2 separate regions of the Homo sapiens genome follow, and region 1 is linked to region 2. A link is a loop called in an ENCODE intact Hi-C map of the cell type or tissue named here. Cell type or tissue: PC-9. All regions are shown on one strand. Links, peaks and the distances in the headings refer to the core of each region. The heading gives the core; the rest is flanking DNA.

The links. A loop is a pair of places that touch in the nucleus more often than their neighbours do. Peaks named below come from ENCODE experiments on the same cell type or tissue, not always from the same donor. Only the 100,000 strongest peaks of a DNase experiment are listed, where the experiment ranks them.
Region 1: it touches region 2 in a loop (6-fold over the local background); 3 of 110 quality-filtered maps call a loop at or near these places.

What each region holds. Positions count from the first base shown.
Region 1 is chr17:15,891,810-15,894,555 of GRCh38, reverse strand. It overlaps a transcript of ADORA2B not described here. Among named protein-coding and RNA genes, the nearest start is that of ADORA2B, 52 kb to the left of the region's middle. In PC-9, for the core only: no CTCF peak of the experiment used is centred there; DNase peaks (open chromatin) are centred at 695, 1,345 and 1,735; H3K4me3 peaks cover 2,098 bases; H3K27ac peaks cover 2,500 bases.
Region 2 is chr17:15,979,891-15,982,694 of GRCh38, reverse strand. ZSWIM7 (zinc finger SWIM-type containing 7) reads left to right here. Exons shown (of 5, transcript NM_001042697.2): 4 at 1,551-1,655. Among named protein-coding and RNA genes, the nearest start is that of ZSWIM7, 18 kb to the left of the region's middle. RefSeq lists an enhancer at 1-592. In PC-9, for the core only: no CTCF peak of the experiment used is centred there; DNase peaks (open chromatin) are centred at 314, 654 and 1,214; H3K4me3 peaks cover 313 bases; H3K27ac peaks cover 2,500 bases.

The DNA.
Region 1 (2,746 bases), core at 247-2,746, 88 kb after region 2:
TGCAGGCCCTGCCCCCTTGGACTCCCTGGATCAGCACAGCCTCCCTGGCCCCACTAACTGCATCCAGCCAACCAGCTTTCTTCCATGTCCTTGACCACACCAAGGTGTTTCCTGGCTGCAGCTACTCCTTCGCCCTGGCTCTGCACTGCTGCCTCCTCCACCTTCTGACACCGATTTTGACATCACTGCCACTGTCTCCCCTCATCTAAATGTGATCCCTGTCACTGACTCTCACAGCACTGAGTTTCTCTCTGGGCTCTTTGACGACTTATCCTTGTTCATTAATAACTTTACTTGTTATAAAGTCTACCGCTTGCTTGTCTGTGTAGTTCAGGAGGGCATGACAGTTCAGAGTTCATGAGTTCAGAGAACATGTCTCTTGTTGACTGCTGTCTTATTATGGTGCCCAGTCCTTGGCAAGAAATTCTTGAGTGACCGAGTGTAGGGCCCAGCACAGCATTTTCCAAAGTATGTTCTGTGGGACATATTGTAGGATGTTCTAGGTCAGGGGTTGACAAACTGCTGCCCATGGGCCAAATCTGGCTTATAGCCTGTTTTCATATAATAAACTTTTGTTGGGACACAGCCATGCCCATTCATTTACAAAGTGTTGAAGGCCTCTTTAGCCCAATGGTAGAGTTGAATAGTTGTGACTGAGACCAACTGACCCCTGATCCTATTACGTGGCCCTTAACAGGGAAAATCTGCCAACACTTGTTATGGTGATTGTAGTAAAATAAACAAACCTAAGTAAAGAGGTTATGTGGATCTGCGCTATGTTGGGTTAAACAGTCACACAGATTTCTTAATGTAGGACTTCTTGAAGTCTTTAATGTGTTAATAGACACTGTGCTGTCTACAAATGTCATGTAATATACAGTGCTCCAGCAGGGAATGTTTTGTTGGTGCTTGCTGGTTCTTTGGAATAGGCTTTGAAAAATGCTGGCCAAGGTCTTGAAACACGAAGGTGAGATTCCAGCAGGGCTTTCTCTGGAAAGCAGTGAAAGGAACTTATCAGTAGCTACAGCAGGGAGGAAGAAAGGGAGGAGGGAGGGAGGGAGGGAGGGAAGGAAGGAAGGAAGGAAGGGCTGATTATCTTAAGGGTCTGGAGTGTGGTGTCCACTCTGAATGATAACATTTAGAATTTATGTACAAGATTTATTGGGAGGAAAAAGCAAAAACAGAAAGAAACTTAACATTATTTTTCCCCAGGGAAATGGTAGTTACTCATTGCAAATTATCTCTAACTTTCCCTAGGATATAAATACCTTAGAGATATTTCTCAGTAGGATATGGGACTTTTTGATAGAAGGAAGTCTCAGATATAAAAAAGGTTAACATTCCAAGCATCTCCAAAACCGGTTAGGTCTCTAGGAGAGCTTAAACAAATATTGTGTAATACACAGAATTTTATTTCCCTCAATGCAGCAAAAGTCATTTGAGAAAAATGAAGATATTGAATTGCACATGGGAAGGTAAAATCCTAATTTTAGTGCATATACAAGAATATCTTCCCAGAGTGTTGAGGTTGTATTAAAGTTCCAGACGGGGGAATGTAGAGACAGTACTCATGAATAATGCAGCAGGACGGGGTAAAGCAAAACCGCACAGCCCACGACATTTGCTTCTAGAAGATGCTTTCGCTTGCCTTGATTGCCTGGTTACTTGCCTTGCCTTGGTTACTAACATTTCATAAAGACATCAATCACTGTCGGGGAGAAGCTGCAGGGTACACACTGAATTGTGTACTGTGCTAAATTCCACTGAGGACACAGTTGGATTCATGGCTGCATTCCCAGTACTTCTTCACCTTTGCCGAGGTCCTCTAGGTGCCTCCATGAGGTGTCTATTAATGAATTGACTCTGTGTACACTAACTGCTAAAGTCAAAAAAAAAAAAAAGAAAGAAAGAAAAAAAGAAAAAAGCAAAGCTTCTTGGGAAAGAGGCAGGACACTAATTAGAAAATGCTGTATGGGCCAGGCGTCATGGCTCATGCCTATAATCCCAGCAGTTTGGGGGACCGAGTCAGTCGGATCACTTGAGGTCAGACGTTCAAGACCAGCCTGGCCAACATGATGAAAAAATTCGGCCGAGCACGGTGGCTAACACCTGTAATCCCAGCACTTTGGAAGGCCAAGGCGGGTGGATCACCTGAGGTCTGGAATCTGAGACCAGCCTGGTCAACAGGGCAAAAACCCTGTCTCTATTAAAAATACAAAAATTAGTCAGGCGTGGTGGTGCCTGTCTGTAATCCAGCTACTCAGAAGGCTGAGGCAGGAGAATCGCTTGACCCTGGGAGGCAGAGGTTGCAGTGAGCCTAGATCACGCCACTGCACTCCAGCCTGGGCGACAAGAGTGAAACTCTATCTCAAACTCTGTCTCAAAAAAAATATTTGGCCAGGCGCAGTGGCTCACGCCTGTAATACCAGCACTTTGGGAAGCAGGGGTGGACGGATCACCTGAGGTCAAGAGTTCAAGACCAGCCTGGCCAACATGGGGAAACCTCGTCTCTACTAAAAGTACAAAAAAAAAAAAAAAAATTAGCTGGGCATGGTGGTGCATGCCTGTAGTCCCAGCTACTGGGGAAGGCTGAGGCAGAAGAATTGCTTGAACCTAGCAGGTGGAGGTTGCAGTGAGCCAAGATCATACCACTGAACTCCAGCCTAGGCGACAGAGGGAGATTCCATCTCAAAAAAAAAAAAAAAAAAAAGCTGGGCATTGTGGCGCACGCCTGTAATCCCAGCTA
Region 2 (2,804 bases), core at 124-2,623:
GGATGACAGAACAACATCCTGTCTCCAAAAAACAAAAATTAAAAAAAAATGTTAATAAAAGCTGTACTGGGATAACTGCATTATATGAACCACTGAAAATGTGACAAAAGCACAGCAGTGGAACCTGCTGTTTGTTCTTGCAGTCAAACCATACCTGTAGCTTTATTCTCTGTGGGTAAGAAAGATTAAAGAATCCTAGGAGTGCTAACATTGTAATTCAAAAAAAATTTAAAAGTCCTTGCTTTTTCATTTAGATTGCCATCTGAGAGCCTAAAAGTGCTTTGAAGGCTGTGTGGCAAATTCCTAAGTGGCAGTTCATTATAAAATCACCCTCAGGACATTTCTGCTTCCCTCAGATACTAATAATAATCTTACGCCTCCAGGTGGGAAGTTAACTCTAGGAATGAAGACCTCAACAAAAAGTTTTTGGCTGCTTGGTGGTAGAGAGACTTAAACAAAGGATTTCTCCAGCAAATTTGTGCGATCATACTACAGATGTGTCTTGTTTCTCCTGTACCTCTCCTTTTTGTCCCTCTTGACCACCACCAAGACTGTTAGACTGTGCCTCTTATCAACCCACTATGTATCAGTGTCCTCCTTCCATCCTGCTAGATGAGTAGGCAGATCTGGGCCTGCCTCTTTTCCTGAGACCTCCATCCTGAACAGCTGAGTCATTCCTTTCGCAAGGGTCTTTGCTTTATTTATTCTCTCTGCTCTCAAATGCTTTTCAAAAGCCTCTTCCCAGTTTCTTCTTTTGTTCTTCTGTGACCTATCTTTATTTTAGAGATGGGATCTTTGTCACCCAGGCTGCAGTGCAGTGGTGCAGTCACAGCTCACTGCAGCCTTGACCTCCCAGGCTCAAGCAGTCCTCCCTTCTCAGCCTCCTGAGTAGCTGGGACTACTGGCATGTGCCACCATACCTGACTTTAAAAAAATTTTTTTTTCTATAGAAACGAGGTCTCACCATGTTGCCCATGCTGGTCTTGAACTCTGGGGGGGGTCAAGTGATCCTCCCACCTCGACCTCCCAAAGTGCTGGGATTACAGGCTTTGAGCCACCACACCCGGCCTGAGACTTATCTTACTCCTGCCCTGCTACTGACCCTTTGCCTGTTTTTACTCTCTCTTTAGGTATGTAGGAAGCTTTAGAAATTTATACACCTGCTGTGAAATACCAAAGGTTAAGAACCCCCACAATAAAATGTAGATGAGAGATTCCCCCCCCCCACTTCCTTCTTATTACAGTCAGCCCATAGAGTGGGCCCCATGAATCACTAGGCGTAGGAACAGAATGGTTTATGTGGTTGGTTGAACTAATCTGAAACTCTTCAGTTCCTTTATATGCTGTCCTAAAGGTGAGCACTGAGAGGTGAGGAAGGGAGAGTCTGTACACTGGAGGAAGAGAAGTTGTTTCCTCTTTTATGTAAAACATTACTGCAGTTCTTCTCGGTGCAATTTGCAGAGCAACTCTGAGTCTACATAAATAAAAAGGGAAAGAGGTGGTTTTTCCAGCACATCTGAGGTCTGATCCCATCTATCCTTTCTTTGTAGGTCCTTGGAAGTTCCAGTAAAACATACACATGTTTGGCTTCTTGTCATTACTGTTCATGTCCTGCATTTGCATTCTCAGTGCTACGGAAGAGTGACAGCATCCTGGTGAGGATGGGGAAGACTCTTCCCACTGTAGTTGAATGTAGAGAGAAATTGCCCTTACTTTGTGGTTTAACTATTCTACAAAATGGGAATCTTATTATATGTTGAAACAAATGGTAGTTTTTTGTCTTTGTCTTCAGTTAGTCACCTCTTAGGGGTTTAGCCTCTCAAAATGCAATGTCATTTTTAGAACTGCATCAATTTCCTGAATTTTTATGTAAAAGATCATGAGTGAAGCTTTGAGAAGGAAAAAAAGGGAATCCCAGAAGTGGGCACTGGGGAATTAGATGGCCCCATAAAAATATGAACTAAATTCGATGTTGACAACTTTGCATATCCTACTTTCAGCCATGTGGTATATCTTTGCACTACCTGTGAGACAGCCTGACACCACACTTGACCTTCACATGGGGCATGAGTACCTTCACCTATTCCTTTAAGCCTTTGCCAATTTCATCAGAGTCCAGACCATGAAGCAGAAACAGGACATACTCACACACACCTTATTCCAAAGGAAAAAACACTACCTTCCTGAAAGCAGGCAGCTGTTTTCTAAGTCTTGCGAAAGAAGAAAATAATGATGTCCACTCCATTCTTTCCCTTTCTTTTACACTGTTAACTTCTTAAACATCTTGGGACCTGGCTGGCAAGTTGGGTATAGCATTGTCCAAGAGGCCACATTCGTAACTGATGTGCCCTAAGTGTATCTCAACTGCAAGAGACAGGATTGAACCAAAACCCCTTCAAGATCTAAAGCTGTGTTCTCTGACATCAGATTCAACGCAATCATCTCCCCAGAGGTGTGTACAGGCCAATATATGCAAGAGTTTTGCCACTACTCCCCGCCCCCCAACCCCAGAAGTATAACACAGTAGTTAAGAGAGTAGCCTAGACCAGCCGCCTCGTCCGGGAGGTGAGGGGCGCCTCTGCCCGGCCGCCCCTACTGGGAAGTGAGGAGCCCCTCTGCCCGGCCAGCCGCCCCGTCCGGGAGGGAGGTGGGGGGGTCAGCCCCCCGCCCGGCCAGCCGCCTCGTCCGGGAGATGAGGGGCACCTCTGCCCGGCTGCCCCTACTGGGAAGTGAGGAGCCCCTCTGCCCGGCCAGCCGCCCCGTCCGGGAGGGAGGTGGGGGGTTCAGCCCCCCGTCCGGGAGGG